Regions from separate parts of the Mus musculus genome. Here all the other regions are linked to region 6. A link is a loop called in an ENCODE intact Hi-C map of the cell type or tissue named here. Cell type or tissue: left cerebral cortex. All regions are shown on one strand.

Region 1 (4,000 bases), 92 kb after region 6:
TTTCCTGAAAGTAGTTGGATTAGAAGATAGCAAATATATACCTAGCTATCAATAATATTTTCTTGTGACTCTGTATATTCTATTATTTATTGCTTAACTTTCTCCTGCGCTTCCTCTCCCTTTGTTCTGCGGGCTGTTTTTACATGCTGTCAACAGACCTTTAACCATGAAGCTGTGTCTTTATAAGTCTTGATCAAATGAATGTCCAAAGCAAAATGAAGAAAAAAGTGACAAATGCCATCATTGATATTTTAGGAAAACTGACACACTTATGTTTTTCATATGATTGGCTCTCTTTATAAATTCCCCCACTGGAAAACGAGAGAAGCAATTGGTGGCAAAAAATATTCACTATCAATTCCAGAAACACAGACACGGCTTCGTGCAAACCATCGCTGAAACAGAAAGTCTGCCAGCACATCAGCCAAAATAGGTCTGTTCTCAGGGAGCTGAGAATTTAATTAAAGGGATAAGAACATAAATAATAGGCACTAAAATGAGTTCCTTGTACATCTTTTATAAGGGAATGCATCTGGAAAAGAGACTACCAGCAGAAGAGCATAAAGGGGCGTGGAAGCCTAAACTGAACGAAGACCAAAGTGTGGACACTTTGCCCCTTCTTAGAATTTGAAACAATCACCCATGGAAGGAGTTACAGAGACAAAGTTTGGAGCTGAGACAAAAGGATGGACCATCTAGAGACTGCCATATCCAGGGATCCATCCCATAATTAGCCTCCAAACGCTGACACCATTGCATACACTAGCAAGATTTTGCTGAAAGGACCCAGATGTAGCTCTCTCTTGTGAGATTATGCCGGGGCCTAGCAAAGACAGAAGTGGATGCTAACAGTCAACTATTGGATGGATCACAGGACCCCCAAGGGAGGAGCTAGAGAAAGTATCCAAGGAGCTAAAGGGACCTGCAACCCTATAGGCGGAACAACATTATGAACTAACCAGTACCCCGGAGCTCGTGTCTCCAGCTGCATATGTTTCAAAAGATGGCCTAGTCGGCCATCACTGGAAAGAGAGGCCCATTGGACAGGCAAACTTTATATGCCCCAGTACAGGGGAACACCAGGGCCAAAAAATGGGAATGTGTGGGTAGGGGAGTGGGGGGTGGTGAGGGTGTGGGGGACTTTTGGGACAGCATTGGAAATGTAATTGAGGAAAATATGTAATAAAAAAATAGAAAAAAATAAAAAATAAAATTTGAAATGTAGAGGAGATTGTCATGATTTCTATCTGCCACCTAGAAGCTAATATAAAGCAAAGACCATGCTCACTCCAAGGTTTGCATTGACATAGATCAGCAAAGGGATGGCTTGGGTCCAAGAATTTCAGCGGAGGCTCTTCCACATAGTAGAGGAGTGGTGGCAATACTAATGTAATTAAAATTGGAGACTCGGGGAGGGAAACATAATTATTGGAGATAACTTTAGTGGTGAAATCTATTTGAAGGAAATACAGACACTGTTTTATGTTTTAAAGTAGCAGAAAGCATAATCCAATCTGTGTTTTGAGAGAAATGCTTAGATTATACATTGCAAACCAAGCTGCAGATGGGTGAAGAAGGAATTAGAAGGCTGTCCGGTCATTCGCGGTAACAATAAGAGACTGGGAAGAGATGCTCACTGAGCCTCCTGGTTGTTGAGACTTTGAGCAGACAAAGACCACAGTCTGCGAAGGGTTGGATTTCTACTTCTGGGCTAGATTTGCTTACTGGAGAGGACAGGACTTTAGTGACATCTATTGGTCGGCTATAAATTCTCATTTTTCACTAGAATCTCTTTTTCTACTATAATTCACCTGAGACAAGTTCTATAGTAAATTTCATAAAACATCAATATTCTGCATCTTGGGTGAGGTTACCTTCCGAAAAAAACTCTGAGTCATTACTTTCATATGCTGTCATAGCACACTACTGCAAGTGGGAAAAAACAGGGACATATTCTTTTCACATGGTCTGGATGCTAATACCCGGAATCAAGGAGCCATTAAGGCCATTACTATCCTTGATAGCACCGAGGAAGCACTTATTTTATCTAACCTGGCTTCTTTAGCTCTCTGTCTTTTTCCTGCCTAAAAAGCACGAATCCATTTTGTGACTCTTCTTTACATGTTATTCCCTCATGCCTGTGCCTCTGATTTTCCTTTCTTTTTCCCAACATAATATTTTAATTGATTCTTTCGGGATTTCACATCACGCATTTCTTGATTCTTCCAAGTCTGCCTCCTACGTGTGTGACCTCTCCCAAAAGAAAAAGAAAATAAATGAAAACAAATAGACAAATAATGAAAAACAAAAAAAGAAAAACAACACTAAAAAAATTGCAATTTGTGTTTTCTATTTACTCTCTGGACCATGGCTGCCTCTCTCTCTCTCTCTCTCTCTCTCTCTCTCTCTCTCGCTTGTCACTCAAATAGAACTGAATACTTCCCCTCTTGCACTTCTGCCAGAAGTCATCCATTACAGGGATCTACACTTCAGCATTCACATTAAGTTCTCTTTGATGGCTTCCTGTTTAGGCTACTTCTTTTATGGAATTTTGGGGGTGTGCATAGGGTTAGCGATTGTCACAGATGCCTTCTATGTTCCACGTTCTCAACTATGGTTAGTAATCACCAACATCATGTGTTGCCTGTGCCCTGGATTACTTGCTGACTGACCCTACCTGCCCTCTGAGTTGGAGGTCAGGTGGCTTGGAATCAAGGACACAGACTCCAGGAGCAGGGGAGGAACATCACAGAAAGCTTCTCTGAATGCCACTTGGAGCTCCTTTAATACCCTCCACCTGCACCCCATTGGTCCCAAGAAAGCATCTCTTCTAAACAGCAGTTCCCGATTGGCTGGCACTGTCCTTGTCAGCAATTCTTGGTATCTCTGGCTGTCCACAGTTGGGTCCTTCTTCAGGAGATATCTTTGGGGCTGTGCTCCCCTGGTGTTCATCCACTGCTGTTCCTCCTAAAATTATCTCCAAAGCACCTCTTTGCTCTTTACAGTCAGAGGAGCACAGAACATGGGCTTGTACCTGGTTTCTTATGACAGCACAGACCGCATACCTGGCCCTAGGGGCAGTAGGCTCACAGATCCTGACAAAATATTCAGAGGCAGTTTGAATACCAAACATCACCATAGCTTCACTCTGGCCTGGTGGCAGTATGACCCAGGGCCTTCAACATGTCTTCAGGCTGCAGCACAGAGTATGTGTTGCCTCTCTGCAGAGTGTACACATGGCCCCATTTTCTCTTTCTCATCTCTCCATCATGCAGCTGTTCACCAAAATGATATAAGAAGCCTGTGACTGGAAGCTGGGATGGCCTGGGTAGCTTCTACTGCCTGACTCAGATTCTGCTGCTTTCTTCAGTATGTAAATGCATCTTCCATTTTAACTCCTGCATTCGTTACTAACTTGTAACATACTAGAATCCAAATTTACTCTCATTACAAACCTTTGGGAGTCTTGGAGTTGCATTATCTCCTCGGGAAAAATGCATCTCTGTGCCTCTGGTTTTTCTTACATATAGGAATGGCTGGAAATATATAGCTTAGAAGATATAAATTGTTTGCTGAACAGATTTGAATTACCAAAGTAGAGCAGCATGTGCCCATAATTCTAGCCCTGTGCAGGTAGGTGCACAGGAGTATTCTAGGAGTTTCCTTCCCAGTCAGTTTGACTATTTTAGAGAGTGACCTAGGTTCAGTCAGAAAACCTGTCTTGAATGGTAGGGGGATTACAAGTGAGTAAGATAGCTAGCAACTACTATTGTCCTTCACACACACACACACACACACACACACACACACACACACACACACACCTGTTACACATATCTGTATATACACATAAATACGTATACAGACAAACATACAAGAGATACCTGTCATTTGCTTTAGTACCTACACCAAATAGAGTATAAACTACTCTTAGACTATTCAATAATATTTCCTCAGATGTGAGTTAGAAAAACAATAATCTATTTGGATATCTGTGAAT
Region 2 (4,000 bases), 850 kb after region 6:
ATTTGCCTTGTTCCATTAGAGTTTTCCCTCCCCAGTAAATGTGAAAATCCGTGATTCCCGGGAATCATTCACTTAATCTGAAACAAAACATGCATTTATGGAAAACTGGTGAATAAATGAGAAGGAATCTTCAAATAAGAGGAAATTCTACCTTCTCCGGGATATGCAACATCTCCCTTTTTTTAAACCATGCACAGTCTGTTCTCTCTTTGCAGATAAATACTATTTTACAACATCCTTTAACAACTCATTCTTTTAGTAGAAAGAATCGCACAAACATAAATACTGCAACTCAGAAGCTTATGACAGAAGAAGCTATTCGAGGTAACTGATATAGCTCCATAATAACATGACAGGAAATAAATTGGTTCTTGCAGATAAGTATAAGGATAAAAAAAAAAAGCATGCTTTTTTTTCTTATAATTCAAATTACAGTGTATACCAAAAAAAAAAAAAAAAATCTACAGCATGATTTAGTGAGATAATAATCTACAGAAACCCAAGCTATGCCTGGAGAATTCCTCCGAGTATTTTAATAACTTGATTATAGATTTTGCATTTCAAATTTAAGCTTCACATTAGATATTCCAAGTAAAGCTTTGATATTTTGACAAGTTAAAAGCACATCTATACTTTATAACCTATTAATACAAGTTTAAGAAGCTGTCCTAGCCAAGATTTTCTCTTTCAAGGTGATGAATATCTTAATAAAACTTTTAATCTCACTTTAGTTTTGCATAAATTCCTGCATTTAAAAATAAAGTACACAATTGTAATTTGTCTCCTAATGTCTGATTTCTTAAATCTGAATATTATTCTAAATGATAAGGAGTAATGTGCTTGAAAGAGTATGTTTTAAAATTAATAATCTAATAATTTAGACAAAAATAACAAAATAATTCAACATATATTCTCCATTTAAATAATTGCTTTTTGTCTTCTATTTATCATTAGTTTGTAACATCTAAATTAATTGTATAAATATGTTTGTGATTAGAATCATAAAAATATATCTATATATATAATTTAAAAATTTAATCTTTTTTTTTAAAAATAAAATACTTCAGGAAGTTTAGCCAATCACTTCATGAGGTAAAGCTTGTAAAAAGGTCTTTTTCTTCATTACTTTTAAAGAATACATTAAAGATAAAGAAAATACATTATTACAGATTTCACTGTATTGAAATAGTCACGCTATATTTTTAATGTGGTAAAAATGATCATTAAGCCCAAGTTTTATACCCTGTGTTATCCCCTACTTTCAGAAATGAAGAAGGAACAGATTATTTCTGTGATAATGGCAATATTCGAAAGCAATTTTTATAATTTACTTGTATTTGTTTATTCTATATGATATCCATTTCTTTAAAAAACAAACCAATCAACCAACCAAACAACCAAACAAAAAAACCAGAAACAAGTAGGACGTAATGGTGAATGCCAGTTTTATTGAAGCCAAAAAAAGTATTATTGGCAAGAAATACACTTATTGTAAAAATCTATGCTGAGGCAAATACCTAGGTCATCCAATATAAAGTCATGTAACCAAGTAAAGATGTTTATTAACTCCTGTACTATACTTAACGAATTATTCAAAACAGGTCACAAAGGCTTAACTTTTAAACTATCGTCTTTGAAGGCACATGGTATGAATAATATCGTTTCAGATTCATGCATTAAAAGCCTATTATCATTAGTTTCAAAGTAATAAATATATATATGTGCATGTGTGTGTGTGTGTGTGTGTGTATCACATTCTGTTTTACCTAATCAATGCAATTAAAATTAATATGAAATGATCGTTTTATAAACATTTTAGGTGAAAATATTACAATTAACTCTACATCATTTCACTTGAAATAATGAAAATGTGCCTCATTTTAATTCAATACTAATTGACAAAGCATGTATAACTTTAACAGCTGGTGGTGTAAAATAAAATATGCATTTCAGCTGATTATAATTCTGGGTTCTCTGAGAAGTTGTTATTTAGACTTTTGTGAATTTATAAATGTGACATGATGTTTAATAGGCTATGAAATTTGATTTCCTGATATAATCACTGTAGTATCTGTTCAAACAGCTGCTTATAGCTAAAGTCCCTCTTTCCCTAGTTAGGTGCTGCCCTCTAAAGACAGTTTTAAGTCATTTCCATTCAAAACCATCTTTTTTTTTTATTTTATTTTTCTATAACACCAAATCAATATAAACATAGTCTCATAACTAAAGAAAACTCTGCTTTAATAGATCTGTGCATTTCATGTAATTTCTACAAAGAAGTGTCAATTATAGATGATTCTCTTTAATGTTTAGTTATTGATTTTATTGCCAGATGTAATTGTTTGAATCTGTATGGAAATTAAATGGGTGACTCTTAAGAAAAATAAGTAAAGGATTATGTGACTCTTTAAAGATGTAACTTGAATAAATTAATAGCTAACATTTTACTTCAAAATTAAGACAGATCATATTTGCATACAAAGAGAAAATAGCCAAGAATATTCTATCACATTTTTAATAAATTTTATCTATTATATATGTTCATGCATTTGTATTAAAAGGAAAAAACAGTCACAATTGAATGAATTATGTGTAATCTTTAGATAATAAAATGAATATGTACCCTAAAAATATACACATAGTTGTATGGTTATTGCCTTAAGAAATCTTCAAATCCTAAATCGGAGAGGCCAAATTGAATGAAAGTCACATGAAGTAATTTCAGAAGCACGTTTCCTTCAGAAGAGTATTTTATTATTCTATGTAAAATATTATTTGATGTTTAGAATTCATATTTACAAAATAATAGTTGTATTTAGTATGCAATGGTATTCTCTACTACATTAAAATCATACTTTTAAGAAGTTCTTTAAGTTCTAATGGTTACTTCAAATAAGATTATAATATTTTTACAATAATTACTGGATTAGTATTTAATAAAACTATTTTGATTGCTAAGTAAGTAAAAATGATGAAGAATTATAATTTTCATCACTCTAGAAGAGAGACCTATTATTTAAAGCACTTTCTACACAAAATGTACAATTGATTAATATAGAATGTTCAATTTCTGCCACAGTATAACAACTATATTTGAAAAGATAATTTGTTAATTGACAAGTAACTTACACTGTCAGATGTTGTCAGACATAGTAACATACATGACACATACCTGAAATGTTCATCTACTTTTAACTAATTCAATTATCTTTAGTTGATCTTCATATGTGGACGTTTTCACTCACAGTTCTTGAATAGTATGGTTTAAGCATTTGGGAGAATGGTAACATTAAGGAAAATATAGTACTACAATAAAAATCACATATCTGGGTTGCATTACAGATATAAATTCTTATGGAGTGCTCAGTTCTAAAATATCTACTTATATAACTATTAAATCTGAGAGGTTACTTTTTAAACTAAGTAAATGGAGAGAATAAACACAAAATGCATATATAGGGTTAAATATCAACTTGGTAAGTGTAACATAACTTTATCATACTTCCATATCTTGAGATGTAGGTAAATGACTGTAGCAAAATTAAAATTGGCATTGTAAATAATTTCGTGAGCTTTATCATTTATGAAATTAGAGAATACGATTGAAACAAAAGATACAGGACAAAATGAGTAAAGGAAGGTTAGTTGAGTAAGCCAGGTTAGTTTTCTATATAATGCTGCTATCTTATCACCTCCATATCCTTCACGGAAGTGAACAAACCCTTTTCTCCCTGGCGGTCCGTTCTTTATGATCTCTACAAAACTCTTGTACTAGAGCACTAAGTTGCCAGCATGAAACCACGTAGGTTAATGATCATTCCTTGTCTAGTTACAGATGTGAAATAAAATAGAATCTTAATTTCAAAGTGTTCTATATGGCTGCTAGAGTGGTAAATATTCCTCTAGTATTAATATGTACCCTTAGAAAACTATAAGAATGATGGAATGTATACTTCAGGATGTATAGTCTTTCCTAAAATGTAGAGCAGTTACATAGAAC
Region 3 (4,000 bases), 530 kb after region 6:
CCTGGTCCAAGGATATACAAACCATCACATCCTCCTTTAAGAAATAAGTAATTACTACATGAGGAAGTAAGTCGGAGAGTCAAGAAAAACAGCACATATAAAACTAACGCTGAGATGCCTGGTTTTCACTGCTCTCATTTCCACTGGAGAAGAAAAGGCTGAGGAGATGATGCTGTTAATCACAAGCAAGATCTCAGGACTTCTTGTGTGAGAGAGAGCATATTTTGACAATTATAATGCCACTGTCTATTGAAAACTCAAAGAACTGAGGTTGATATTGACATGTGTTATGGTGTATGATTTGGCCTTAAATTGTTATTATGTAAATTAGAATACAAAATATGTGTGTGGACAAAGGACATATGTGTTTTAATAACAGGGACATGAACACAGGCGATAGATAACATTTTCATCTTACCAGCTCCCTTTTCAGCACCAACTCACTCTTTTGTGTCTAGGATAATAGAAGACATATCACTTTTTTTTTATCATGAGCATTTCTTAATATGAAAAATATGATTTTTCTTTAAGTGATACATAGTAGATTCTGCATACACATGGGTCATAGAGGATTTTCTTTCCCTTGATACCATCTACTTGTTTTCTCATATTTTCACTCTAGTCTTTAATCATGCAGTTCATGAACTGTCAGAAAATATTCCTACTACATATTCTTACTTACAGATACCATTGTGCAAAAAGTATCCAATTGGTTGTTTTAAATCCATTTATTTCCTTTAATAACACATAAATGGTTCCATCATAATCTCTACTTATACTCAAATAAATTATATTCACACAGTCAAACAGGTTAAGCATTAAAACCTAATCTCTATCAATAAAGTATTTGAATATCTGTTGTCAGGCTACATAGAAATGAGAAAAAAAAAATCAGAAATAGAGCTTAAGGCCCTCGGTTTCTAGTTCAAACCAGAAATACCACAGTTTCATCCAAACGGTCATTTTATTCTTCATGTGGATTTTTCTGTCCTTTAATCTAGGCCAATAGGCCCTAGAGAATATGATTTTGTACTGATTTCTTTAGTGCCCTTGCCACAACATCTGTCTGTACAGGTAATGCAGGGAGGTGACTTACTTTGATTAGCTATTGTGCTGGCTACTTTTTATGTCAGTTGATACAGGGTGAAGTCACATTGGAACAGGAACTATCAACTAAGAAAACAGCCTACCATATAGGCCTCTTGAATAAGCTGTACTTCATTTTATTGCTAGATGGTTGATCTATTAATAATGCTTAGTAATATTAACCCACATCTAGGTTATTGTTAAAATATGCTTTCCATGGTGATGTTCTTGTTTTTTATGTTTTAAGAAAATTTAGAAAAATTCTCAATTAACTGTAACATATTTGAATATTAGAAGTTATCTTTCTTAATTATATTTGAATTTTTCCTAATGCCATGAACAGAATCATTATTTTGAGTTGTCCTAGATGAACAGATTTTAGAAAAGAAAAAAGGAAATCAATGGTACTAGTCGAAGCACAGAGACTCACAGTGCATACACAGGGATGTAGAAGATAAGGGGCAACATAATGGAAATTTTCAGGTGAAGAGAGTGATTGACTTATTACATAAATTAATAGGATTTATGATACAGTGCAGGTTGAGTGTTAGTAAGTGAAAAAAATATTGGTAAATTACAAATAAGGAAACACCAGCATTCAGGAAGATTCTGGCTAGTTCATCCTAGCAGAAGTCAAGCTGCAGCCAATCAAACTGACTAGACAATGAAGGAAGGATTTTTTTTGCTAAAACCAGAATTTACAGAGAATGTTCAAACTCAGGATTAGAAAAAGTTTCTGAAGCCTGACTTAAGTTTATGAAAGCAGACAGTATTTGTCAGAATGAAGACGATCCCAATTTATGTACACCAGATGCTTTAGACAGGTTTTATGGTTAAAACGGGAAATTATTGCCTCTCGATGACAGTTTAGAGTCTTAACAGAGCAGAACCTCTGCTACTTTAAAGAAAAGAATGAATCTTCATCTACAAGCACAGGAAGAGAAATGTCTCTTTTCCCCAGACTCTGAAAACATAATGTTGTAATCTGCTTAGCCCTTTCAATTATTCTAGTACTTTTCTGCCTCAATCCTGCCACCTGCTGGTACAGTAAGCAGAAAATTGATGAAAAATTAAAGTTAATATGATCTTTGGATTACAATGAAGTTAAAATACATTTTGTTTGCTTGTTTGTTTTGCTTTTTTCCTTTTGCATTTTTGGTATGATGGAGAGAAAGAACATGATGTTGGATGGATCAGAATGTGGAAAGGATCTGGGCAAAATAAAGGGATTGAAATAGTGTCAAAATATATGAAATTGTTTAAAAAAGATTACATTTAAAATGCTTTAATAGTGAATTTTCAGCTTTCGCAATCATTTTCTCAGACTTTACATGTTTTTACAACATTACATAAATATATTGAATCAAGAAAAGAATAACAATAAATATCTTCAAGTGACTTTGAAAATGTTTTCCTTATACAAGTTCAAAAAGACTTAATTTTCAAATAAGTGATTTCTATGACATAAGATTATACACATACCAAAGTATTTTTATGGAAGTTTTAATAATGAATCCAAATATGGCTATCCAAACTCTGAAAGAATTTCTTCTTCCTTCTTAGGCCAACTTCTGGCATTCTATCATGCCTTCAATGCTAATTTGGACCAGAGAGCCAGCCACTGCAGAGTCACATGAGGAAATGCTATTGTATCCAGGCTGTACGATGATCATACAGAAGGCAGAGCTAAATCTGTACCAACACAAATTATAGGGGGACTTAATTATGGATTGCAAGAAAACATATATGATTATAATTTAGGGAATTTAAAGAAAATTTTCCACATTTGGGAAGAAAATCTTTGTCTCACAAAAACTGATTCTTTTTTCCTTTGAGGACTGCACAGGCAATTATATACTCAGAAGCATAAGTGGTACAATACTGATTAAAAGCAAACGACACTTTGAAAAGACCACTTATTAGTCACAGGGCCTTCCGCCCCCTTACATCAAGATAATGTCTTGAAACGAAACACAGAATTTTCAAGACATAAAAATACTAAAACATTAAGAAATTAACATTGTTTCATATATAAACTAGTCATTATTCAGTCTTCTGCACAAATTACAAGTTCTTATTCTGATTAGATCACAATCAGGAAAGTGCATACAAAGTGTTACATGAAGTGGTGGTGGAAGAGCAGCCTTTAAATGAGCTCACATCCAGGCTCTACTTCTAATTACACAGTATAAACAAAGATCCATTACCTTCAGGTAACTTACCTGAACAGGGAGACTGACAATGGGAGTATTACATTGTATGTGTGGACTGTGGGAATCATTGCAACCTGAGAAGAGAGAAAAAAAGTAAGGATAAAATGGAGACTGGAAATCCAAATCAAGATTGGATTCTTGAGATAAAATTAATGTCCCTAACATGATTGGTGAAGAGAAATTTTTAGGGAGATCCTCCAAAAATCATTGAAGTTCTCAACAAACTCAGAAAGGAAAGAATAGGTTCATGATCTCCTGTCTTAAAATTGAGTAACAGTAAGATGATAACATCGGAGATCCACCTGTGTTACACACACACACACACATATATATATATACACACACACATACACACACACACACACACACACACACTTATAAACTAATGACAAGATGATATGGGACTGGTAAAATATTGTGAATGTACAAAGATTTAAACACTATAGAGAGCAATACAATGATGGGTTCATGAGTTGAAATATATATATATACATACACACATATATATACATATATACACATACATATATATATATACATACATATATACACATACATATATATACACACATATATATATATGTGTGTGTGCGTATAAACACACATATCTAACTCTGTGTATGTATATATATATGTATATATATATATATACGCACACATATATATATATATAAGCCAATACTCATTAAGCAAATAAAAAT
Region 4 (4,000 bases), 190 kb after region 6:
GGCAGCTGCTCTGATTTATCACTTGCTTGCCCTGAACGTTTCGTTTCAATGCTAATTAAGTTGTCCCTGAGCTTGAAAAAGAAAGAATGTTGGAACTAGGATTTGATTTTGTCCCAGAAACAAATTTATAAATTCTATAAATGGAGAATCAGCTTATTGATACTCTACTTTGAAAGAAAGTGTGTCTGTGCATGTGCACGTGTTTGTGTGCACATGTGTGTGTGCTTGTGTGTGTTAAATGGACAAATCTCAAGTACTATCAAACATATCTCTGTCTCTATCATCTCAAGCTATCTCTATCTGTATATTTCTCTTCATCTCTATATCTAACTCTCTATCTCATGTCTAATCTTAATGTCTATTTGTATTTGATTTTTTTAACCTTTATTTTGTTTGGGAGTTTCAGTGTTTGATTGAAAGAGGCTTCATAAGTAGATTTTAGACTTAATTATTCTTCCTCAATCATTATTCCTAATTATTTCAGGAACTCAAAATCTAAATATATGGATAAGAATGTGTCATCTAAGGAAAGCCTGATTCCCTTCTGAAGTTGGTCTAAACTCTTGAATATGATCCCATTTTCTTGAACAAAGTTCAGGAACATCTGAGAGTACTTGATTTTAAACATAAAATATCCTTTTAAAAGGCATTACTTAACATTAAAAAAAAATCAATGTGCCTGTGCCTATGCTTAAAATAACCAAAACATTGAGGAATAAGAGTTTTGTTGACCTGACTTCAGTTTTTATTAATTTACTTATAAGGCAAAGTTTATTTTCTTGTGATGTGATACAGTGTTGTAGCTGTTACATAACAAGCCTCAAGCTTTGAATAGTGCTGAAAGCTGACTCACCCAGGAGCTTCCTCTGCAACTGCACTGACTCAACATTTGTAGACCAAACAAGACATAAGGAACCCACCTTACATCTGTTTCTCTCCATGTACCTGAGATAAACGTAATTGCTGTAAGCTTTTAATTAATATGATCATCTCTGGTTACTGAAAAAAAGAAGCCACTATTTTAGAATAAAACTAAATAATGTCACTCCTTGTATTTGACAATATCTTGAACTTATGATTTCTTGATACTTTCGATAGTATTTATGTTGTTTGTAACATCAGCTTTCACATTTTTACTCACTCGTCAGCTCATTTGGCAGAATGTGCTTTTATTTTATAGCTGTGATTGAGCTAACATTTCCAAGAACGTGTTTGTTAATACTGTCACACCTTATATGATACTCTGTCCTCTTCCAGGAATTAGACTTTGTAGCAAATAACAACAAAAATGTCCTTCTGTTTTTCTTCCCACGTGTGTGTTTTATTAGGGAAATGAATTTCAATATCACTCTGTAGATCTGTGGGATTTAATTATTTTCTCAGGGGCTAACAATTTCAATTTCCCAAATGAAAAGTTACTGGATAATGCTAGATTGTATATTACACTGTACTGTGAGCACCTAGATGATACCCATGTGCCAGTTTGTCCTTTAAGGTAGATCAATGAAGTGCCATTCAGTAAACTGATGTTCTAGGACATAAAATGCTAATTCAGTACCCAGAAAGAGTTAACAAAATGTCAACTATCATATGGCTTACATTATCGAAAGTTTTGATAGTATCAATTATTTTGTAATTGGATTGTCAATTGCAAAACATTTGTGAATTTCTCATATCCATGTGTGTGTGTGAATGTATGTATTTTAGAAATGAAGCTTTTCCTGATAATAAATGCTTTCTCCTACCAAGTGTCATTGACTGCTAAATAAACAGGGGACATATAATATTTAGGCCTGTGACAATATGTCTGTATGTTTCTCAAATCATAAACTTTTCCAGTTCTACGCATGCAAAACTATATAAATCTTTTACAAAAAATAAAATGTTTCAATAAAAAAACCCATTAAATATCAAAATTTACATGCATTCTAGGGAGTGCCATATTGGATATATTTCAAAGTTATTTATATTCATATGTTTAAATAAGATAGATATTTAAAGAAAATAAATGTCTTGGTCAAATTGGATATAAATTATACTTTGCTTTGTCTAGAACTACTAACAAATCTTATTATTGGTTAGCAGAACAAGTACTTCTCTAGCTGTACAGCAGACACTATCTTCCTGGTGACATGCATGAGTGGGTGGTGAGTGTTTCAGATCAGAACATTGAGTTCTTGTGAACAAAGAATATATAATAGATGGAATTTTCCTTTTTTTTTTTTTTTACTTTCAGCTGGATGATTACATTGTTGTCTTTTAGATGTAAGTTCTTATTCCTCCTTTACAAATAATATATTAAAGTGATACTAAATAAACAGCAGGTACAGATCATCACGCTGAAAGATTGTTTTTCATGTTTTCTTGTCTTAGGAGGAGAACTCCCAAATGCTCAATCAAGCCAGGATTCAATTATACTTCCTTCTTTCTGAGTCTAAAATGAAACTGCAGCTCAGTTATCACGTAATTTATTTGTCAAGATCTAAGAAGAGATTCCTTTCCTTAGATTCAATTCTCTAGTTCTTAGAGGAAACTACATGAAAAATTGAAAGTGAACTGTTGAAAACAGTTTCAGTGTATAAGGAAAGAAATATGTATGTTTATATTTTACTCTGTAACATGTACAATAAACCAAGAATTCACTTTGAGACCTTTTGCCCATTAAACAAGACATAATTTTTAAAACAAAGATTATTTACATAGCCGACAAATTATTGTTATATTTCAAAATTATACTATACTGAGTTGCCAGATATTTTTGTCAGGGAAAAAAAACACTGACATCTGGTTGTTTAATATATGTGTGTGTGTGTGTGTGTGTGTGTGTGTTCTCTGAACTAATTTGTCTTTCTGAAAAGTGAGTAAATTTAAATTTTAGAATTATCAGAATACCGAGTAAAAATGTAGGCAACTTCAGATGATTTCTTGAGTCTCTTAGTGGAAACGTTAAGTGTTAAATGAGGGAGGTGGGTGCTTGTTCATAAAAGAGGAAAAGGCTCTGAGAAAATGCAAATGTGCAGTATTGATGTGAGCCATCCAACTCTACAGCTTCTGCCCTTGCTGGACCTCATTTCCATACTATAGAATAAAACTGTATCTTCAAAGAACTTGAGAGCAATACGTAATAGATTTAAAAACACTTGTGAGAATCCTGTGCATTTTCTCTCTTTTTACTTTCTTTAATGTGATGGGAAAAAGAATCATTATTTTAACATTTCTTTGGGGAATTTCAAGAGGCATAAGAAAGGAGGGTTGTGAGTATACAGAAAATAGGACTCATATTTCCTCTCGGTTCAGATGTCTCCTTAGCTTGCAAATCTTGACCAGCTGTATGTTCCTTTTGGAAATAAATGTAGTGTTGATTTGTATGTGCATATGTCCTGTCCCTCTGGAAAGTTTCATCAAGACCATTACAACCTTGCAGGTTTTTCTGAATCTCACATCGCTGGACAGGTTCACCTGCATCTGCCAGTAGTGTTGGTTGAAAGGGGAATTGGATTATCTTTCTGTGGCTCTGGAGAAGACAACAAAGCTCTCTCTTGTTGGTAACATTAGAGGGCATCATTTTTTTTTGCAAGAAACAACAATTGAAGAAAGCTTTCTGATTGAGGAAGTGATTTCCCCCGAAGCATCATCTAATTTATCAATTCGTCCTTGATGGTACACCAATGTTAGAGTCTAAAACAAGAGACATATGAGATCTTTAAGCTGTTTCCTAGTGTGATCTACCTATCTATCTAGTGTCGGTAGATTTTATGCTACCGACAGTGGAACCGAGATAGCACAGGCTGTCATAAAGCAGTGGACATATGCTTTTTCTCCTTACCTGAATTTCTAAATCTGACTCTATCCAGACAGGAGATAGGCTTAAAATTGGGTGATGACTTTTAATGTATATACTAAATTTAGGTCAACTGTTTTTAACATTTGAAATTCACTTTTCTAATATATGGAAGTAATAGAATTATTATATCCAAATATTTTAGCCAGGGATGAGAAG
Region 5 (4,000 bases), 1.2 Mb before region 6:
AAAATACCCTTTTGTGGTTAGACCATCGTCAGGTTGCTGGTAGGTCTTTTCCCCTCTCACAAAAAAATGGTGTCACTATATTTTCTCAAATATGTACACCAACAAGGGGTCGGCATCCTTGAAGACATCGGATGTACTGTTGAATTGACAACACATAACTTTCCTAGAGAATCATGAGCAGAAATAACCTTCAAAAGAAAAAGAATATTTCTGTCTCAATTTGGGATTAAGAATGTCTTGTAACTCACAAATGTTTGCGAACCTTCCTTAATTTGACAATTCAGAGCTCATTTTCCTCTCCCTCTTTTGTGAGTGGTCCTTTCTAATCTCTCTTTGGGGTACTTGCTTCCTTTGTTTTGCTCAGTAAACCTCCAATTTAAATCTGTGCCTTTTATATTTACTTATTTCCTTCAAGAAGATATGACCACTCTGACCTGTGTAAGATGGAATATCTCAGTTGTTTTGATTTGCATTTTCCTGATGATTAAGAACTTCCAACATCTCTTCAAGTGCTTCTCAGCCATTCGAAATTCCTCAATTGAGAATTCTCTGTTTAGCTCTGTACCCCATATTTAGTTGGGTTATTTATGTTGTTGATGTCTAACATATTGAGTTCTTTATAAACTTTGGATATTAGCCCTTCCAGATGTAAGGTTAGTTAAGAGCCTTTCCCAAGCTGTAAGCTGCTGTCTTGTCCCATTGACAGTGTCCTTCGCCTTACAGAAGTTTTCCAGTTTCATGAGATCCTGTTAATGAGTTGTTGATCTGAGAGTCTGAGCCATTTGTGCTGTTCAGAAAACTGCATCCTGTACCAATGCATTCAAGGCCTCCTGCACACATGTAGATGTGCAGTTCAGTGTTCATGTGGGTCCCAATCAACTGGAGTAGGGGCAGCTGTCACTGGGATATCTTCTTCTAGAAGGGCTGCCTCGTCTGGCCTCAGTAGCAGATGAGACGATGTACTATGGTATGTGTGTGGGGGGGGGGGGGCGACTCCATGTGGTCCTCAGAGGAGACAGGGAGAGGGGAGATGGGGGAAAGGATTGTAGGAGGAGGTGACTGAGAGGGGGCAGTGAGAAGGATGTAAAGCCAATAAAAGATAATTGATTAGTTAAGAAAGACTTATCCACAGTATCTTCTCTCACACGGATGACTTGTTTAGCAACCTGAGTTTTGGTTGTAGCCTTGACAGTGTTATGAGTCCTACCTTTCTTTCACAGAAGAGTGTTCTCATTTACAAGTACAGAGTCATTAAAGAGTCTGGTAGATCGTGGTGATTTCCAAGTACGGCACATCAAAACAATAATGAGATTTATTCAACAGTCAAACCAGGCCCACTATCTCCAGAGCTATTTTTAAGGACCATACACTTGTTAATTTATGTTTGCACACTGCTGATAAATTTTCATTTCTTTCTTTCTTTGATTTCCTTGTGCTTCCTACTCATTATTTTGAGGGGAACAAGCTACATCGCCATTTTATGTTCCCTAACAGTGCTTAAGAGGAAAGATGTTAATCAGGGTGATATGGGAGAGTTTGGAGGAAGGAAACGATGGAATTGTATTATAGTCTCAAACAGAAAAATATAATAATAATAATAATAATAATAATAATAATAATAATAATAATTAGATGCAATCCATTTGTGCAGTGTTCTAATGTCCTAGAAGTAGCTGGTCTACTGAGAATATTGAGCAAACCTCTAGGGGGCAGTGTTGCTTTTTACCTCTAAGTCAAGTAGCCGATCAGTTCTGAACCCAGAAAGCTGTACTGTAGAGTAGATTCAATGAGTAGGCTATATTTAGAAAACTCATGGACATATTTATGTCAAAGATGCCAGATATTAAATTTGTACCTTTATAATAACTAACATGTGGTTATCCTGACTCTTATAGACATTAATTCAGATATGTGAATAGAATTTTCTATTATATTTTTATAGTTTTCAAATAATAAATATATAATATTAAGCCTATGACTGTCTTTAATCAAAAGTCTTTGATTTTTATAAAGTTGTTCTTCCTTAGTGTTTCATTATCCATAAGATATTTAGTATGTTATTTCAATAATTTAATTTTATATTCTATTTCAATTATTTTTGAAGCAAATTCCGTTTTTTTTTAATGTTAGTAACACAATATTTGGTATTTTAGGAAATAAAGGCATTTGAATGTATTTAACTCACCAAATATTTTCTTTTATAATAGGACAGAATAGCTTACTTCAAAAAATAAAATTTCTTTCACATGAAGTATACAATGAGTAAACATAACTATGCTTTTAATAATTTATATGTGCACTTATTTATTTTGGCAATCTTAAAAGGAATAATAATAATTAATAATAACTACAGAGGAAGATTATAATATAATAAGACAAAATATATAATTATATGCCTTATAAAACAAGGAAGAAAAAATGTATTGATTACTGTCGGCTAATTCAATTGAGTGGTGCCTGTTTTAGTATTGCGTCTCCAGACTGAGTTTTATCTACTTTACCCTTATACATTCTACAGAGAAATGGCTTCAAATAAAACAGAGGCTCATCGTACACACTCTTCAGTAAACACATTCCTTTTCCTTGTCCCAGCTGTTCTTTTTAGAAGAAATCTGAACCATGACAATAAGAGCCAGGCAGAGCAGCTATCTGTCATAAGGTAAAGGAATCAAACACACACTTTGTGAATTGGTGTGTGAACTTAGATATCAGTAAGAAGTGAAGCTGTCTCTGTAGATTTCTGTATGCAGAGACGTTATCGTATTGCATGCTGTTCTGATGGTGCCAAATGCAGAAACTGAATCACAGCAGCAAGTGAAGGATCAGGTTTAGATTGACTTCAGCATCTCATTATATATCAGTTGATAATATAAACAGTTTTTCTGTCTCATGTTTAAAAGAGAAACTGTAAAGCTTAGTAATAATTATTTGAATGCATATATTAACATATGGGCGATCTACTGAGCACAGAAAACCTTGTTACCCTAGCTACTGTAAATTTTGGCTACAGATAATTTACAGCCAAGTATATTTTTTAAAAGAATTCTTGCCAATATCTAAATACTCTGTGTTGTGGTGGTTCCCATCAATGTCGTTCTTGTTTCTATACCTCTCAAGCAAATGAATCATGTCCAGTAAGGACAGATACACATTAAGCTCTTTTGTAATGAAGAGCTACATCATCTTTTCATGAAGAAGATGGTATTTTAAAGTATTGGAAGATAAGGATATAATCTCCATTAGTAGCAAGTGCAGTCATGTATGTTGCCTCTGTAGACAGCTTGGCTGTCTTTGAATGAGGCATCGTCACCTGCATTAGCCTATTGCATGTAAAGTTTGGTGTTATATCTTTGCTCACGTGTTTTCCAGTGGAATTTGATGACAAATGGAGCTAGCTTATGCTTTAAGTGAATTAAGCTTGCTCTATAAATGCCAGCTATAAATGAATAAACAAATAAATGATCTTCTGTCATCAGCAGCATCACTACTGGAGATGAGTTTAGTAGCTTGAAGGTCGGGTAAATGCTCAGATTCTTTACCACTTTTGTTGTCTTATCAGTAACTGCAAGCCAAGATTTCCTGGATGATAAGCAGAGGTTTCACTCTGAATGCAGACAACGTTTTGCTCTCTTACTCAGTTCTAATTCTCTCATTTATTCCCAGTGAGGATAAAAATAACATTACTTCTCAGTAAAACTTTCAGAACCAAAAGTCTTCCAAGTAAACTTATACCTTCGCATGTTCCTAGCGTGGATGATGAGACAGGCTCTGCAGGTGAGTGTGAAATTAAGTTTTTCCTGCTCGTTTATGGAAAAGGCTTTCATCACTAATATTCTGAAGCATTTTCCTAGCAGTGAAACTATTTAAAATGTTAATATGGTAAATTAAAGTGTTGTAATGCATTAAGCAGTTGCCTTATCAATCAGAGTTTTATCAAGGAGAAACTCCTAGAAAGGATGAATGGAAACGTGATAAGGTACTTGATTGAAACTTGTCTGTT
Region 6 (4,000 bases):
TCAGCACAGCAGACGGCTTGGGCTTTAAACACCCTTGTATGAAAGCAAAACGTTTACCTTGAAATCTGGGTTCTCCGCTGGATCAAATGTGCACGTCCATTCAGCTGGATTGGATCCCCTCCCCCTCCCTCGCCGTGCTTCCCCGCCCCCATTCACCTCCTTCCCCATCTCTGAGACCATTGTAAATTGTGCCCAGCCAGTATTAAATTCGAACGTTTACAACTTTAATTCAGTTCTGGTTAGCCAGGGTCGAACAGCCTTTTCCAAACCTCCTCTCCATTCGCCCCCTCCCCTGTCGCCCCCAGCCATCAAAGGAGACAGAAGATTTAAGAAAATAAAGTTGAATGGGCTGGGAATGCTAACAGACTGACTGGGAAAAGCAGCGCCGATGTAAAATCGCGGGGTGCATCACACGTTCTCGTTTTATTAAAAAAGAAAAGAAAAAAAAAAGAAAAGAAAAAAGAAAGAAAAAGAAAAAGAAAAAAAAAAAGGTAGAGGGCGGGGACGGGGGGTGGGGGCAGTGTTTGTTCGCTCCCAAAGAATTTAGAGCCTGGATCACTGCCTGCCGTATCCCTGCATTAAGCAGCATGGAACCGCTCCGGCTGGAGCCCAAACCCAGGCCCGACCGGTGGCTCCCGGCACAGCTGCTGGAACCACCGCTCGGGCAGAGGCAACCGGAGTTCCAGGACGCGAGGCTCCCCCTCCCCCACCCCGCCCCAAAGCAAAGGAAGGGTAAAGGGAGGAAGAAGGGGAGGGAAGAGATGGAAAGAAAGCCACTTCGCCATACCACCCAGACACACACAGAAAACCTCTTTTGCAAAGTAAACCGCGGACTTACCCGGTCTCACATCTCAGGGGCCCAGTCATCATAGCGACCCTTTCAGAAAAACACCTCTTTGGGGTGTGCACCGATTTTTGGAAGCCTAGGCAGACACAGAAGGCTGCCAGCCGTGCAGGCTGAGCAGCCAGAGGGAAGCGGCACCCGGACGCCGCGCCGCTAGCCCCGGGCCGCCGCCGCGGTGGCGACCGCGGGTTCCGGGGCTCCCCGAAGGGCTCTCCCTGGCGCTCTCCGCGGTAGCCAGGGCGGGTAGTGGGGTGTGGGGTGTGGGGGAGGGGACGGCCGGCGACTCGCTGGAAAGGCAGCTCGCGGCTGAGGCTGGGAGCCGGAGCCGGCAGGGCGGGGAGGGCGCAGTGGGGAGGGGAAGTGGGGAGACCGAGGAGGGGGACGCGGAGCGGGCTGCCCGGCCCCGTCGCCTGCTCAACGTGCTGGTCAGCCTGGTCGAGCGCTCGCTCGCACCCGCTCTCACTCACGCTCGCTCGCACCATCGCTCCCACGCGCGATCCCCAGATCTCAGGGCCCCCTCGCCGTACCCCCCTGACCCGGCCGGTACTTACTGTTCCCATCTGCACTGGGGGCAACTTTCTCCGACCCAGCGATGGCAGCCGCCCCCTCCAGCCGCCTCGGGCTCTTGGCACCCTCCGGCCTGGGATCGCGCGGGCCGCCCTCCCCTCCCCCCTAGCCTCTCCGGGTCGGCGTCTTCACCACATTCCCCCCTAGTCAGTGTCGCACGCCCCAGGACGAACCAGAAGGAGTGGGGCTCGAGGGTGTGCGTTCATCGCCCGCCTTCTTCTTGCAGCGCACACTGTACATGGTAGTGAGGGGGCGAGAGAAGGTGGTACTGGCCCCCGGGCTGCTTCGGCGGCGGTTCCTCCGCTGCGCTCTTCTCCCCCAAACGCCAGGACCACCGGACCCTGGATGCCTCTGTCCCCAAGGCAAACCTGCAATCGCGGCCCCTAATTAGTATTTGAAAGGCTCCCGCATCCTCTTGGCGGCTTCACCGCTCCCGGGGTTTGCAGCGGATTTTTGCTATCCCTCCCCAGATGCGGCGCACGATCCTCATTATTTGCAACTCTTTATCTCCGACATCCTTTGAGGGGTCCAAGGGGGGTAGGAGCAGCGTTGCTCTATGCCTGTGGCATGTCCTGGCAGCTTGGACGCTCTATAAAAAAAAAAAAAAAAAAAAAAAAAGAAAAGAAAAAAAGAAAGAAAGAAAAAAAAAAAAGAAAGAAAGAAAGAAAAAGAGAAAGAAACTAAGAAAAAGTCACGTCTTCTCTCATGGGATCTGAGAAGGCAGTCACATCTGCTGGGTAGCGGGTGCAGGGCCCGGTCCGCGGCACTTGTTTATTGTCGCGCCGCTGGTGCGAGCCAAGCTGCAGCAGACATGATGGCCCGGGGCGAAGCAGGAGCCCAGTGGCCGGTAGGTGGCAGCCGAGGGCGAAGGCGTCCCTGGGCTCTGGAGGCATAGCCAGAACCCCCTTAGATGTCACATTCGTGGAGACAGAGGAGTCTTGGACCATGTGCGCAACTGGAGCGTAGGAGTGTGCACTCGTCTTCTCGGAAAGGAAGGGCTGGAAATAACCCTGACAGTGTTAGGCTTGGTGGCGATCAGGGACAGATGACTCTTACCGGTAGCCGTTTGCCCAAATGCTTCTGCCCTTTGGAAGAGTCTTTGTGGCAGTGTGAGTTGTCTCCAGTAAGGGACCCTGGAGGGAGTGGCTCATCCTAGCTATAAAGAGTGTGTTATTTTTATCTTTTTTTTTTAAAGAATCACTTTTTCTAAGTATGTCGGAGTGATTGAGCAGAGAGAAAAATGAATACCCTAAGCGAACTAGAAATCTGGAAAGAACCGAAATAGAGGCAGTGTCTCATGACACTTTACTTGAGGACTCACCTGATGAACTGCTGATCAACTCTATAGTAAGTATGACTGGCTTCTACCAGGAAACCAGACAACTTCCTCCCCTAAAGGAGGTCTGTATATTCATAGGATGTGTTTTACGTTTTAAGAATTTAAGGCCTGCAGCCTTCACAAGGAGCAAAGGAAAATTGTTTTGAGTTAGGGGCCCAGAGCAGGCTGCTCATTCGCTTCAAACTGTCTTAGATGGCCAGTTTGGCCATGCAAGTGAATTTTAATTTTTCTATTCTGAAATTATGTTTTAAACATACATAGAAGTCTCTCAGTTTTCACTAATGGGAACTTATTGTGGTTATAGTCTGATTATACGCGATTGATATTAATAGATTCCAGGGGTAGTATTTTATGTGTTTGTCTATAAAGAGTTCTTCACAGCATCCATGTATGTTCAATTTCAAGGGCTTATATAGAGGTAGTGAATTATTTCAACCTTTTGGAAATTTTAATGATTTTAATATTTCTTCTACATAAATATGATGAGTATATGTATTCTAGCTAAGCCGTAAACACTTTTTTGAAGCAGTGTTTATTTCCTGTAAGTTTGGGTGCTCTTCGAGGGAGAAAAGAGTGACGTAATCTGTGATGTCAGTTGATGAAAATCTTAGAACAAAATTAAGTTTGCATATTCTGTCATAGGAATGACAGCTACTGGGCTCAAAATCACTTAAAAGTAACACTTGCTATCCCTTCATTGAGTTCTTTATCCTATAATCTGACATCACAATGTATGAACTTTATTTTAAAGTGTAAAATCAACTTTATTCTTTAAAATTGTGAATATTTAAATTTACATGTTAATATCAATCATAGCCGTAAACCTTCAGGATGAAAATACTGAGTCTTATCAGCAACCTAATTTGTAATGATTATTAAAGCAGTATAATTTCTGATAGGTTGTGAACTGTCTCAATTATTAGGCTGAAATCTTAGGATATCTCTTTTAGAGTATTAGTGTGTGACACCTTCACAAGCCCACTCAATATAAACAGGACTTTAAGTTCTGTTTTGCAGTATTTCATTCTAAACAGTACTCTATTTAAAACAAATTTTGTCAAACCTCCAAGTATCAGAATATAGTTGTACTATGTTTAACAATTTTGCATGAAGCATTTATACCCACATTCCAGATTCTCCTGTATAATTCAAATAAATAAATGAAAGCTTTTAGCATTGGCACAGGAGCTCAGACACTATTACCACTAGATGTCCCTACAAACTGCTCTGCTGGGAAAGGACTTTTGAGA
Region 7 (4,000 bases), 350 kb before region 6:
GACATGACTTATCACCCACTTTTCCTTGCTAACCATATCATCAGTAGAAAAAATATACTCTGTCACTCATTTGGGAGAGAAACACAAGTAGATTTATCATAGTAAAAGTACAAATTGAAAGAACCATATCCTACCTTATGATAGTGTTTCTCCTTCTTGAAAAAACAAATAGTCTGAACTCAAAGAGACAGAATAAGGGCATATCACAGAACTGTGTAAAGAATGGGGAGATAAAGGCGTACCCATCTTTGGACAGAAGTTAGATACCAAATGTCATGAAATACAAGTCAATCATCAAAACAGTCCCTGAGTGTAGGAAAGGGGAGAAGAGGAAAAAAGAGAAAACAGGACAAACAGAGTCTTTTGATTATTTCAGAAGTTTAGCTAAAAGAGTTTCATTTCAAATTTCATAAGCACATGATTTTTACAGAGATTATACTGTATTTCCAGGCAGAAAACCAAGAGCAATATTGTGTGTTAGCCTTAGTCTGATTTGTGTGTATCTCTGAGTATTTTTGCATGTTATATCTTTAAGATGTCTCTCGTGGATGACTTTAAGTGAGACAACTCGTGTCTGCTTCCTTTGCTCTTTACTATTTAAGAAAATTTACCTGTGAATGTTTTAAGCCAGAAAGCAGATCCTGAGGGAAAAGTTGGAAAGGAGGTACAGGAAGCTTTCTGGCCCTTGGACTACTTTCGTAGGCTGATACAGGCAGTCCTTGATATTTCATGTCCCTTCCTGTTGTGTATAGACTCCATGATGGTACAAACTAATGCTCATTTACTTAAAATCATTTTAAAGTTGTAACCTTAACATTTCAAAATACTATTATCATCTTGGGATTCTGAGAAGACAGTGAACTATCAACTATCCGTCAAATCTCATGAAAATAGCACGTATTCCTAAGTGGACTGTATTCTTCTTCTTCTTTTTTAAATTGTATTTTATTTTTAATTTATTTTTTACACTCCATACTGCATTCCTTGCCCCCACCCACATCCATCCTTGCACTGCTCCACATCCTACACCTCCTCCCCACCCCACCCAGTCTCCTCCTGGATGTCACCATCTCCCACCCCACCTGACCCCACCTGAACTCCCAGGGGACCTCGATTCTTTTGAGGGTTAGGTGCATCATCTCTGAATGAATACAGACCCAGAAGTCCTCTACTGTATGTGTGTTGGGGGCCTCATATCAGCTGGTGTATGCTGTCTGTTTGGTGGTCCAGTGTTTGAGAGATTTTGGAGGTCTAGATTAATTGAGACTGCTGGTACTCCTAAAGGATTGCCCTTGTCTCCAGCCTCTTTCAGCCTTCCTTAATTCAACAACAGGGTTCATTGGTTGGGTGCAAATATCTGCATCTGACTCTTTCAGCTGCTTGTTGGGTCTTTCAGAGGGCAGTCATGATAGATCCCTTCTTGTGAGCACTCCATAGCCTCAGTAATAGTGTCAGGCCTTGGGGCCGCCCCTTGAGCTGAATCCCACTTTGGGTTTGTCTCTGAACCTTCTTTTCCTCAGGATTTTCTTCATTTCCATCCCTGTGGACTACATTCTTAAGGATAAATTTCTGCTGTTAGGTCTATTCATGATACAACGGGATTGTCAGTAGCTAAATCTGTGCATCTGTTTTCTGTTTCTTATACCACTTCATCTATCCAAACTATAGTCACTATAGAAACATGTGACTATACTTCACATTGATTAGAAAATGTCTATATCAGCAGTAATAGCATCATGATACCCTAAAGAGTGACTGTTCTACTCCTTGAGTGTGTGAAGGAGCTTTAACTAAACATGAAAAACATATTTTTGAAATCTTCATCTCATTCATATTCATTTTCTACTTCCTCCTACCAAATTCCCTGGCCTCGCCCCAATGTGTCTCCTTTCCATTGTAATGCCTTATATTCTCTCATTACGTTTTCCTCCTCCTTCTTCCTCATCTGACAGTGTCCAATTAGTGGTATTTATATAAACATGGATGCAGGGTCTTCCACTGTGGCTTTCCCAACAACCAATAGCCATTCCCCCAATCAAGAATTCTCTATATCCTCCTAGTAGCCATTAGATGACAAATGACTCTCAGCTAAATGATCTTTGTCAGGTCCAGGGAAAAATTCCACTCTCCAAGTTCTGATATCTCTTCCTCTCTACCAAACAAGACATTTTCTTATCACTATCAGAAGGGACAAGCATCTATTTGGTCCCTAGTTACATGCCAAAGTACATGCCGACCTTGAATTCTCCTCAATATCACAGGAACCTGTAGATCTTTCCAGTTTTTCTCACCCTGCCCCATACCCTAAACTTCCATAGCTCTTTGACTTCCATCTCCCAGATTCTCATTTCCTTATAACCCTGTAATTATGGCTGTGCTTTCTCTTGACTCCGTTTCTCTTGCTGCCCATTCCTGGCCACTTATTTCTTTTCCTCTGTCAATACCCATTACCCCCTCTCCTCTCATAATCAAGTCTACTTTGCTAAGTCTGTTCAATCTACTATTTTCTCTCTTTTCTTTGGTCTTTTCCCAAAGCCTCAAGCTGTATTCTTCCTCATATCTACAATCAACTTCCTTCGGTTTATAGGTCTTGTGCTAAAATACTCAATTTCTACACTGTTCGCGTTACCTTCTATGCTGTAATTTTTAATAGCTTAATCTTCTGCAGTTCCTATAATGTACCCAGGGTTTCTGTGAGTTCAGATGTGGAGCATCCAGGTCATGCCCAGGAGAAAGTAATTCACACTACTCCTGTGAAAATGGATTCATAATGAAGCGTAGTTGATGAACACACTCACAGTTACCGAAATGCAACCAATGATCTCCTTTTGATTATCTGATTTTTATTTACTGAATAATGCTTAAACTTTTACATGGGAGGAATGGAATTTTGATTTCAATTTTCATTTCATTTCAGTCTCCCATAAAGTTCAGAAACCAAGCTTGTTGCTGAGAAACATTTTTTTTCCCTTGTAAGAAACAATCAAATCTTTCAGTATAGAATGAAATAGAAGTGATTTTTTCTTTTTTTTTTTTTTTCAAACTTTATCTTTGCTTGTCAATTTAGAGCTCATGAAATGGAATTCTTTAAGAACTTCAAATGCTCTGAAGACAAAGACAGTGTTTTGGCAACGCTCTAGCATGCTTTCCTCAGGGTTGGCCTGACAATTGAATTATCCCAGACTTCTGTTTACCAGGGACAACTTTGCCTTGAGACCTTTCAAAGCTATCAGAATTTATAGCTTGTACAAAAATGTAGTGCTAGTCTTCCTTTCTTACCTGACCTTAGCTGTGTGTAATCCTTTGCCTTTCACTGGAGATGTGCGAGATTTCTTTCTCTCATGTTCACATTTATAATGTAATTTTCAAGTTTGTTTAGAGCAGACATATTGTTGAGATATTATGTATAGATTTCCTATTATTTCTAGGTATATCTACATCATATCAGGTTTTCTGGTACTTTGACTCTTACAATCTTTATACCTCCACTTCTACAATATTTTCTGTGCCTTAGGTGCAGGAATTGTTTTATAGATGTATATATACTATGAGGCTGGGTACCCTACAATTAGTTCTTTGTATTTTGACCAGTTGGGGTTTTCTGTAATTGTTTCTGTCTGTTGCTATGAGACTCTTGTCTTTCTTTTTGTTTCCATTAGTAAATTTATTTATGTTACATCTTAATTTCAGAAACCCCCTCTTCCAGATCTCCTTTAACACAGTCCCTCCTCCACCTATTCTTCTTCTCTGAGATTGGGGAGGCCCCTCCTGGTAGGGAGTCAGAGCTCTACTTATCTGTGGGGATAAAACTAGAACTTAGAATACAGTTAGAAAATGAATTGGCCTGGAAAAGTGGACATAGTGGTATCTATTCTTGTTTGCTATATGTACTTTATTAGATTAACAATGCTAGGTAGGATTTTCCTCCTGTTGAGAGAGCTATAGTCCAAGTAGATAACTGTTGGTTACCACCATTATATAAGTACTACATTATACAGTT

Evidence for each region. Hi-C counts contacts between places; a loop is a spot of excess contacts. Peaks named below come from ENCODE experiments on the same cell type or tissue, not always from the same donor. Only the 100,000 strongest peaks of a DNase experiment are listed, where the experiment ranks them.
Region 1: a loop joins it to region 6, with 9 times the contacts of the local background. A loop is called at or near these places in 5 of 42 quality-filtered maps.
Region 2: a loop joins it to region 6, with 18 times the contacts of the local background. A loop is called at or near these places in 6 of 42 quality-filtered maps.
Region 3: it touches region 6 in a loop (18-fold over the local background); 11 of 42 quality-filtered maps call a loop at or near these places.
Region 4: a loop joins it to region 6, with 18 times the contacts of the local background. A loop is called at or near these places in 2 of 42 quality-filtered maps.
Region 5: it touches region 6 in a loop (3-fold over the local background); 3 of 42 quality-filtered maps call a loop at or near these places.
Region 7: a loop joins it to region 6, with 4 times the contacts of the local background. A loop is called at or near these places in 2 of 42 quality-filtered maps.

The regions. Positions count from the first base shown.
Region 1 is chr14:111,580,993-111,584,992 of GRCm38, reverse strand. It overlaps Gm30439 (a long non-coding RNA gene), which reads left to right. Exons shown (of 4, transcript XR_001781455.2): 4 at 524-4,000. Among named protein-coding and RNA genes, the nearest start is that of Slitrk5, 92 kb to the left of the region's middle. In left cerebral cortex, a CTCF peak has its summit at 1,745 (motif pointing left); DNase peaks (open chromatin) are centred at 421, 1,345, 1,707 and 3,254.
Region 2 is chr14:110,822,957-110,826,956 of GRCm38, reverse strand. No RefSeq gene overlaps it. Among named protein-coding and RNA genes, the nearest start is that of Slitrk6, 70 kb to the right of the region's middle. In left cerebral cortex, a CTCF peak has its summit at 2,124; a DNase peak (open chromatin) is centred at 2,093.
Region 3 is chr14:111,147,929-111,151,928 of GRCm38, reverse strand. No RefSeq gene overlaps it. Among named protein-coding and RNA genes, the nearest start is that of Slitrk6, 390 kb to the right of the region's middle. In left cerebral cortex, a CTCF peak has its summit at 2,120 (motif pointing left); a DNase peak (open chromatin) is centred at 2,099.
Region 4 is chr14:111,483,976-111,487,975 of GRCm38, reverse strand. No RefSeq gene overlaps it. Among named protein-coding and RNA genes, the nearest start is that of Slitrk5, 190 kb to the left of the region's middle. In left cerebral cortex, no CTCF peak of the experiment used is centred here; DNase peaks (open chromatin) are centred at 865, 2,156 and 3,007; H3K27ac peaks cover 2,378 bases.
Region 5 is chr14:112,893,479-112,897,478 of GRCm38, reverse strand. No RefSeq gene overlaps it. Among named protein-coding and RNA genes, the nearest start is that of Gm41243, 170 kb to the right of the region's middle. In left cerebral cortex, a CTCF peak has its summit at 1,694 (motif pointing right); a DNase peak (open chromatin) is centred at 1,706.
Region 6 is chr14:111,673,119-111,677,118 of GRCm38, reverse strand. Slitrk5 (SLIT and NTRK-like family, member 5) reads right to left here and starts at 2,004. Exons shown (of 2, transcript NM_198865.1): 1 at 1,396-2,004. It overlaps Gm30439 (a long non-coding RNA gene), which reads left to right and starts at 1,607. Exons shown (of 4, transcript XR_001781455.2): 1 at 1,607-2,758. In left cerebral cortex, CTCF peaks have their summits at 2,260 (motif pointing right) and 3,952 (motif pointing right); DNase peaks (open chromatin) are centred at 1,200, 1,657, 2,290, 3,975 and 3 more places; H3K4me3 peaks cover 4,000 bases; H3K27ac peaks cover 3,737 bases.
Region 7 is chr14:112,023,927-112,027,926 of GRCm38, reverse strand. No RefSeq gene overlaps it. Among named protein-coding and RNA genes, the nearest start is that of Gm52150, 310 kb to the right of the region's middle. In left cerebral cortex, no CTCF peak of the experiment used is centred here; a DNase peak (open chromatin) is centred at 1,946.